Regions from separate parts of the Homo sapiens genome. Here region 2 is linked to region 1. Evidence: chromatin loops called from intact Hi-C (ENCODE). Cell type or tissue: HepG2. All regions are shown on one strand. Each heading gives the region's core, and the rest is flanking DNA. Links, peaks and the distances in the headings are about the cores only.

The links. A loop is a pair of places that touch in the nucleus more often than their neighbours do. Peaks named below come from ENCODE experiments on the same cell type or tissue, not always from the same donor. Only the 100,000 strongest peaks of a DNase experiment are listed, where the experiment ranks them.
Region 2: it touches region 1 in a loop (3-fold over the local background); 5 of 110 quality-filtered maps call a loop at or near these places.

What each region holds. Positions count from the first base shown.
Region 1 is chr3:98,688,815-98,696,550 of GRCh38, reverse strand. No RefSeq gene overlaps it. Among named protein-coding and RNA genes, the nearest start is that of ST3GAL6-AS1, 40 kb to the left of the region's middle. In HepG2, for the core only: no CTCF peak of the experiment used is centred there; no DNase peak of the experiment used is centred there.
Region 2 is chr3:98,777,799-98,780,298 of GRCh38, reverse strand. The region is part of intron 5 of ST3GAL6 (ST3 beta-galactoside alpha-2,3-sialyltransferase 6); the gene reads right to left. Among named protein-coding and RNA genes, the nearest start is that of ST3GAL6, 16 kb to the right of the region's middle. In HepG2, for the core only: no CTCF peak of the experiment used is centred there; DNase peaks (open chromatin) are centred at 198 and 1,298.

The sequences.
Region 1 (7,736 bases), core at 2,942-5,441:
TTTGCCATTCTTTAATTATACTAAATAAAGATTCTCCTGTGCTTGCTCAGAATTCACCAGTGCTTACGAAATTCTGGTTTGGGGACACTCATTTAGGTTTTGAGTCCAACTGCTCGTTAGAATCCTGGTTCTGCCATTTTCTGGCACTGTGACCTTGGGTAAATGACTTCATTTCTCTCACCCCATTTTTCTCATCTACAAAATGAGGCCGTTTATACCTACCCTATGCCTAGGACAGTTGTGAGGACTGAATCAGCTAATTATGAGATGTTTTCAATAGTATCTGGCATGAAAAACATGAAAGTTCTTTAACTCTCTTCTTTAATTTTGAGTGAGCTTATTTGGTTTCTGTCCAGAGGATACTTGTTGTCTTTTTGCCACACTTAGTACTTTGATTCTTGAAAGGAAAAGTATCATAACCCCTTAGGTTGTGGCAAAAGAATTATCCAGAGATATATGGAAAAAATGGTTTTTATAGAGACAATAAATAACATCCTGAATTTGTATTAGGTGGCCAAAGAGGAAGATGACTCATGAATCATATGAAAATTCTTTCAGAAATGCAAATATTTCTCATCTACTGTTTTAAAGGTCTGGTATGTTCTCTTTTTCACCTCATAGAATTTAAATCTCCTGAGGGTCAAAGGGTTTCAAAGAGGAATTTGCATTAAAAAAAATTATTCCTGATATTTGATAGAATTTCTGCTTCTTTGGTAAGTGGGAGTAGAAGGGAGCTGGGAAATTCTTATTTCATACATTTCTGATGGAATCTTATTGACTGAGTAAGCAGGGGGAAATTTTTATGTAAAATACTTTTATAATCATCATGATAGGCACAAGTTAGGAGCAAAGTGTTATAGATTTATAAGAGGATTGGAAGGAGAGATTAATTCTATGTGGATTTTTTTTTTTTCATTCTGTCACCCAGGCTGGAGTGCAGTGGCGAGATCTTGGCTCACTGCAACCTCTGCCTCAGGGTTCAAGTGATTCTCCTGCCTCGTCCTCCTGAGTAACCGGGATTACAGAATTACAGGCCTGCGCCACCACACCTGGCTAATTTTTGTATTTTTAGTAGAGATGGGTTTCACCATGCTGTCCAGGCTGGTCTTGAACTCCTGACCTCAGGTGATCCACCCACCTTGGCCTCCCAAAGTGCTGGGATTACAGGCATGAGCCACAGTGCCCGGCCTCTAACATGGATTTTTAGAGTATTTTTTTTGAGAGAGTTTGGGGATTCATTCAGTCCTCACAACTGTCCTAGGCATAGGGTAGGTATAAATGGCCTCATTTTGTAGATGAGAAAAATGGGGTGAGAGAGATGAAGTCATTTACCCAAGGTCACAGTGCCAGAAAATGGCAGAACCAGGATTCTAACGAGCAGTTGGACTCAAAACCTAAATGAGTGTCCCCAAACCAGTATTTCATAAGCACTGGTGAATTCTGAGCAAGCACAGGAGAATCCTTATTTAGTATAATTAAAGAATGGCATATTCTATTAGGCCAGAAATTCCTTTCCATGACAATGCATTGCTGTAAACCTCTCTTTAAACTCATCTACTTCCTTTTCTTATAAATTTCATATGTATGTTTATATACAAATTATATATAAACAGAAGCAACATGATGTGTATGTGCATGTATATGTATGTAGATAGATAGATGATAGATAGATGATAGATAGATAGATAGATAGAGAGATAGATAAATAGATAGATAGAGGAATTGGCTCACATGAATATGGAGGTTGGAAAATCCAAAATCTGCAGGTTGGGCCAGCAGGCTGGAGATCAGGGGAGAGTTAATGGTGCAGTTCACTACTGAAGGCCTTCTCCTGGAAAATTCTCCCTTCTCTAGGGAAACTATTGTTCTGTTCTATTGAAGTAACTGGATGAGGTCTACTCACATTATGGAGAGCAAGCTGCTGCACTCAAAGTCCACTAATTTAAATGCTATTTTCATCCATACCCCCCTACCCAGAAATATCCAGAATAATGTTTGATCACATATCTGAGCAGTGTGACCTAGCCAAGTTAACACATAAAATTAACTATCATATATATATGATAAATATATATATATGTACACACACACATATCTCATAGAGTAGGTTTGTGTATCACTTTTTGTGTACACCATTTGTGTACACCCTTTTTTGTGTACACCATTTGTGTATCACTTATCTGTGACCTGGAAGCTGTCTCCCCGCTTCCAGTCTTCCTGCCTTTGCTTCAAGTTGTCCCGCCTTTCCAGACGGAACCAATGTACTTCTTACATATATTGATTAATGTTTCCTGTCTCCCTAAATGTATAAAAGCAAGCTGTGCCCTGACCATCTTGGGCACCTGTCATTAGGACTTCCTGAGGATGTGTTATAGGCTTGTCCTCAATCTTGGCAAAATCAACTTTCTAAATAAACTGAGACCTGTCTCAGATTTTCTGGGTTCACAACTTGTTAAAAAACAAACAAACAAACAAACAAAAAATGCTATATTCTTTTGGCTGATGGGTTAAAGAGAGGGGAAAGGGAATGGATATTTCTACTCAGTCACTCCTTGCCTTTCACTTGATGGACATCCTTTCTCTTAAATCTTAAGAACCTTCTGAGGTAGACATCATAACCTTCATTTTGGTGATGAAGCAACTGAGTGATATTGAAAGAAGTTGACCAGCTTGTCCAATGTCACTCTGCTAAGACACGTGGGAGCCAGTATGAAAACCAGATCTGTAGGTCTTCAAAGTCTGTTCTTTTAAAATAAACTGTGTAAATTTATATGCTCCAAGTGTGGGGTTTAAGACAGGAGAAAGATGATAAGTAAATGAAGATGGGGTAAATAAATCTTATATATTATTAACAAGGTGCCAAGAGTGAGCACATTAGCAACCTAGAATGAAGAAAAGGTAAAACACCACTTTCTTAGTCACAAAAATCAAACTAAAGTAAATTTATGAATTCCCCTCTCCTTCCCAGAGGGTTGTTTCAGGATGGGACAAAGAAATGTCATGAAGCTTAATCCAAAATATTACTTTGGTCTGGCCAGACAGACTGGGGAGAACTTTCTTGTTCACTGACCCTAGGACAGCTTCAGATAGCTATAGCAGAGGGCAAAAAAAGGAGGCTGAGAAGCTTGGTGAGTGTTTCCTGTTCTCTCAGGAAACACTGATTTCCCATCTGCCAGACTGTCGGCACTTTTCACTGACTGGCCTCACAAGGAAAGCTCCCAACATCACTTCCCATTTGGCTCTGCTGTGTTGAGTCCAGAGGGAACCTGTTTATGTCACCTTTCTCCCAGAACCACCCATGCCATAGTCAGGAATGACATGGGGAGAAGAGGAAGCCAGAGATGGGGCTGGTCTTCGACATGAGGGGTATATTGGTAAAGCCCTTTGGAGCATGTCCTGGAAGCGGGTAGGCAAATAAGTGAGACTGGGCCTAAAGAGCCTGAAACTGTTTGTTAGGAGAATTTGAAATCAAGTGTCCAAGTCCCTGGGTGGAGAGCAGAGAAAAATGTGTCCTCAGAGAAGAGAAACCATAGTGATGTAATCCGTGACAACCTGCAGTGGTGCAATCAGTGACAGCAGTTTGGCTTAGTCTCTGCTAGTCCTGTTGGCAGGACAGAAACATTTGCCCTGTGCTGTTTCCCAGTCTGTTCTAGAATTTATTCTGTCACAGCAAAATTGACAATAGTGACAGCACTGTCTGTCCCCTTCCCTTGCCCTATGTATACAGTTCTTTCTTCCTTCTTTCACTGCTTCCCTCCTTATTTTTCCTTTTTTATCCATGTATTCCATTTAACTGCTAACACCTATAGACACTGTATAGCTTTTTTGTTTGTTTGTTTTGAGACAGAGTCTTGCTCTGTCACCCAGGCTGGAGTGCAGTGGCGTGATCTCGGCTCACTGCAACCTCTGCCTTCTGGGTTCAAGTGATTCTCCTGCCTCAGCCCCCCGGGTAGCGAGGTCTATAGGAATGCACCACCACGCCTACTTTTTGCATTTTTATGGAGACAGGGTTTTGCCATGTTGACCAGGGTGGTCTCAAATTCTTGACCTCAAGTGATCCACCCGCCTTGGCCTCCCAAAGTGCTGGGATTAAAGGTGTTAGCCACCACACCCGGCCTCTGTATAGCCTTCTTGATGCCTTTAGAACAAAAAAAAAAATGTCTGATTGTCACCTATTTGAGGATACAGACCAAACCTACCACAAGAAGTACCACAATCAAATATATATACACACATATATATGCATTTACATATATTTCACAGAATTTTCTATTGGCTAGTGAAATTTATTGTGCTATAGGAGAGTCAAATCAGGAGCTTTTTATATGGGTGCCATGAGAAATTGAACTTAATCTAACCTTACTGAGGACTGTTGACAAATGTGACTAATTGTATGTGCTAGATAGTGTTGGACAACTGTAGGAAGTGCTGACAAAGACTTATGAAGAACAAAATGCCAGTAAGCCTGATCAAGAGGTGTGGAAAACAGGATGTCAGAGTAAGCTCAACATAGCTACTGATGCAAACTGAATAATTGCTTACCGTCTACTGAAAGTGCAATGATGAACTGTAGGTTATAAATAGATCTGAATATCCATCATAGCTTTGTAGCCATTTGCTGACTTCTTATAAGAATTCAGGTTTTTTTTGTGTTTTTTTTTTTTCAATAACAAGCTTAGCTAATTCTATGTTTTTGTTTTGTTTTGTTTTGTTTTGTTTGAGACGGAGTCTCGCTCTGTCGCCCAGGCTGGAGTGCAGTGGCGCGATCTCGGCTCACTGCAAGTTCCGCCTCCCAGGTTCACTCCATTCTCCTGCCTCAGCCTCCCGAGTAGCTGGGACTACAGGCGTCCGCCACCACGCCCAGCTAATTTTTTGTATTTTTAGTAGAGACGGGTTTCACCGTGTTAGCCAGGATGGTCTCGATCTCCTGACCTCGTGATCCGCCCGCCTCGACCTCTCAAAGTGCTGGGATTGCAGGCGTGAGCCACCGTGCCTGGCCAACAAATTCTATGTTTATTAGTTATGAATTTGCCTATTCCTTTGGGCTTTGATTTCTCCCTACCCAACCCACCCGCCCCCAGTGTTAAATAAATATCATTATGACTGCTGGTTTGGAAATGGGCTCAAATTCCCTGTTCTGCAACTAGCGGAAATATCAGATAAGTTTTAAGCTCTCTGAGTTTCAGTTTTCTCATTTGTAAAATCAGAATGATAATAGCTACCTTGCAAGATTGTTTTAAGGATTAGAGGTGTTTGTGTAAAACCTCTAGTATATATTTCTTAATACTCAGGTATTCCATAAATGAAAGGAACGCTGTTTATTATGTTAAGTCAACTACAGTTTTTGGTTTTTTAAGACAGAGTCTCACCCTGTTGCCCAGGCTAGAGTGCAATGATGTGATCATAGCTCATTGAAACCTCAAACTCCTGGGCTCAAACTATTCTCCTGTGCCTCAGCCTCCCAGATAGCTGGGACTGCAGGCATGAGTCACCATGCTAGCCTAATTTTATTTTTAGTAGAGACCAGGTCTCTCTATGTTGCTCAAGCTGGTAACTGCCGGACTCAAGTGATCCTCCTGCCTTGACCACCAAAATGCTAGGATTACAGGCATGAGCCACTGGGCCTGTCCAATTATAGGGTGTGTGGTTTGTTTTTCTCTTTGTTTCTTTCTTTTCTTTTTTTTTTCCTGTTGTTGTTGTTGTTGTTGTTGTGGTTTTTTGAAATGGAGTCTTACTCTGTAGACCAGGCTGAAATGCAGTGGCACGATACTGGCTTACTGCAACATCTGCCTCCCGGGTTCAAGCGATTCTCATGCCTCAGCCTCCTGAGTAGCTGGAATTACAGGCACCTGCCACGATGCACAGCTAATTTTTGTATTTTTTAGTAGAGACGGGGTTTCGCCATGTTGGTCCGGCTGGTCTTGGACTACTGACCTCAGGTGATCCACCCGCCTCGGACTCCCAAAGTGCTGGGATTACTGGCATGAGCCACTGTGCCCGACCTTTCTTTCTTTTTCTTTTTTTTTTTTTTTTTTTTGGTATGGAATATGTATCACCATTTAAAATGAAAGTTGAGGCCGGGCGTGGTGGCTCATGCCCACAAATAAATAAATAAATAAATATTTAAAAAAATACCTGGGCATGGTGGCACACACCTGTAATCTCAGCTACTCAGAAGGCTGAGGCAGGAGAATCGCTTGAAGGTGGAGGTTGCAGTGAGCCGAGATCACGCCACTGCACTCCAGCATGGGCAACAAGAGCCAAACTCTGTCTCAAAAATAAATAGCCAGGCGCGGTTGCTCACCCTGTAATCCCAGCACTTTGGGAGGCCGAGGTGGGCGGATCACGAGGTCAGGAGACTGAGACCATCCCGGCTAAAACAGTGAAACCCTGTCTCTACTAAAAATACAAAAAAATTAGCCGGGCATGATCTCACGCGCCTGTAGTCCCAGCTACTCGGGAGGCTGAGGGAGGAGAATCGCTGGATCTTGTGAGACGCAGGTTGCAATGAGCCCAGATCGTGCCACTGCACACCAGCCTGGCGACAAAGCAAGACTCCGTCTCAATACATAAATTAATAAAAATAAAAATAAATAAAAGTTCAAAAGACTTACTATGGAATAAATGCTTCTGGTACAATAAGTATAGATGGAGGTTACAAAATCTGATAGATTTTGGGGGCCCAAATATTGTCATATTTATATGTCTCATCTTGGAGGGGAGAGCCATCTTGCAAGTATGAAGGTACAGAGCCAATGTACCAAGGAGGGTGGGAGGAGGGTCCCACCTCCTAATGAAATTGCTGAACTGCTCTAATAAAATTAGAAATATTTTTCTCCATACTTCCTGGTTCCACACTTCTCCTGTTTATAAAGCTACTTTTAGCAGTGTATTGTTACTTGAAGCTGAGTGCACACTACCTGACGAAAAAATTTAGTCTTAAGACTGAATTTTTTAAAAATTAATTCTTAAATTTTTCTTGTTTTCCACTACATATTATAGGAAAAAAAAAGAAACTCCGTTATATATATTATATATATTTCCATATATATAATATATTTTATATATATTCCCATATATATAATATATTTTATATATATTCCCATATATATATTTCCATATATACAATATATATTATATATATTTCCACATATACAATATATATTATATATATTTCCATATATATTATATATATTTCCATATATTATATATATTTCCATGTATATATTATATATATTTCAATATATATATTATATATATTTCAATATATATATTATATATATTTCCATATATATAATATATATTATATATATTTCCATCTATAATATATATTTCCATATATAATATATATCATATATTTCCATATATATAATATATATCATATATTTCCATATATGTAATATGTATCATATATTTCCATATATATTTATTATATATATATTTCCATATATTATGTGTTATATATATTTCCACATATATAATATATAATATATATTTCCATATATAATATATATTACATATAATATATATTTTATATAATATATTATATATTTCCATACACATAATATATAATATATTTCCATATATAATATAATATATATTTCCATATATAATATAATATATATTTCCACATATAATATAATATATATTTCCTCATATAATATAATATATATTTCCATATATAATATATATTTCTATATATAATATAATATATATTTCCATATATAATACAATAT
Region 2 (2,500 bases), core at 1-2,500, 87 kb before region 1:
TCCCTAGGACTACTCTTTGGCAATAACACTTTATCTACAGCTAGTATTCATAGTACCACCATGGCTCTGGGAAGTATGGAATGGTACAGATAAGCTGTCTGAATCGCACTCCTCGTTACTCATTGCTTCCCTCACTCTCTAGCAAGTACCCCATACTCTGAAAGGACTGATTCATTCTCTCCTTGACTTCATCCATTTGGCTTGTGATTCTGGCTTCCTCTGCCTTTTTATGTGTGGAACAATGACTTTCAGTGTCCTTTGGGTGACTGTAAAACTTCACATATTTAATTAACATAACTTTCATGTAGAAATAGCTGCAGTAAATTGTGAGTCCCTAGAGGAAAGAATAGTATCATTTATATCTCTGTATCCTCCCATCTACAACACTTCCTGATTCACAGGCTGTGCATTTTAGAATTCAGTTTGGTTGTTACATTAAGTATATGGAGGTTATTTCCCTACTTTGTGTTTGGAGAAGGAATTACTTTTTACTCCTCCAACCACCCTGGAAACACGGAGGAAAATGCGTATGCTCTAAACTGCTTACCCAGAAAACAAAATAATTGTTTTGGAACCTGTTAATGGAAATCTGGAAAGCTGCTAAAGCAGTGGTAGTAAGAGATTACACTTCCCCCAGGTGAAAGCTGTGTTTCTCATAAAGTCAGGCAAAAGCTGGAAGAGTCATTACCTTATGCAGAGGGAAACATTAAACACAATCAATATAGAGCAAGCAAACTTGAGTTGCCCATTTCAAATGATCTATGATGTGTTTTATTTTACAAATGCTTTTTGACATGCATTTTCCCTTCAATACCATCATGTACATTAAAATACATGACTCTACCTTCAGTGTAACAATCTATGGCAAATCATACCACTCACATTCCCAACACCCATTACCCCATGTGCCTTGCTAGCAGATCCCTGCTTTCCTAAGCCTATAATAGTGAGCTCATTGTCTCTGCCAATGTTTCATCTAGACATAGCCATGTGACCCATCCCTGGGCAATAAGATATTAGGGAAGTCTATTAGATGCTTTTGGAAGAGATTTTGCTGCTGCCAAAAGAATCATGTGAACAGGATACTTCATTACTCACTTCTTCCTTTCTGCTTAGACATTGACACGTGATAACAAAAAGTTAGAGCAGCTACACATCAGAGAAAAAGACAGCCACAGAAAAACTACCCTGGAGCCTTGACATCACTGAGCCACTAACTCAATCCCCCAACCAGGGCCACTCCAAACATATGTGCAAGTTGTACACAGTCCAATGTCCGGGAGCACCATTCAGATAACTATATGAATGAATCGGTACTCCCTGGAGTTGTGCAATCCACAGTCTGTACAGCCATAAGCAGCCCCACACTGCAAGCTGGAACCACAAATATGCAGACCTGAATCCACATGTCTACGCAATACAGGAGATAATAAATGTCCACGTAGTTTAAATCACTCCTAGTGAAGACTATTACTTGCAGCCAGGAGATCCTCAAACTACACAAGGAACTGTAGTTGGAGACCTGGTTGCTAGTTCTGGCTCCTCCGCTTAGCACCTCTTAGGACCTTGGTGTAGTAATCTGACCTCTCTGATCTCGGTTTGCTCTTTTGTGAAGTAAGGGAATCACTTAGGTCTTGTATGTTACTCTCTGATGGAAGAGACCATTTCCTTTGGCAAAAGTACTGAGACTTCTATACCTTTACCCAACATCTGACCACAGCCGATGCTAGAAAGCAGGCAGGGGCTGCTTCTGCATATTCACCACAAATGATTCACTCTGTTGATGTAGAATCGCAACTTCCCCTCATCCTCAAGCTCTCCTTGCTAAAAATCCTGCAATGTAAAGAAACTCTGCAAAACAGCAGAATGTCTAAAGTAGGGAGGCAGATATTGATATTCCGTTTAGAGTTAGGACTCTTTTTCAATAAATACACCACTAATGTCTAATTCTTTTTTAAGTTTTCTAAAGACATGCTCCTGGCCTGGCTGGTAGTCAATCTAACCCAGCTTTGCTGATGCTGACATAATGGATGCTGCTTGAGAGAGCAACCAGGCAGCTTTTACAAATCCTTGTCCATTTAGCAGGCAACTGACTTGACACAGGTGCTTTAGTCAGGTAAGATATTTATGTCTAGTTACTATATAACCACCTGTGCTGCAGGACTAAAGCATTCTTCATAAAACTTGGCATGCTTTCAGAAGGAATGTTGGTGGTTGGGGATGGGGAGCTTGTCTGTGCATTTTAAGTGGGAGCTGAGATTTGATCATTTAGGGTTGCTGCTGTTTCTAGCTGTGTGAGGATGTACTTCCACTGAGGAGAAAGCAATAATCCTTAGGACTAGGGGGCAGACTGGTGCTGAGGAGCTACATGGACAGCCAGGAAGGATTAGGGCCTTGGAATATGGCCATATTTTTAGTATTCCTTTTCTGTGATGCAATTCTCTTAAAAAATCCTCAGTCTTCAGTGAAGTTTGTTAAACTTAGTCACCTTATGTTGGCT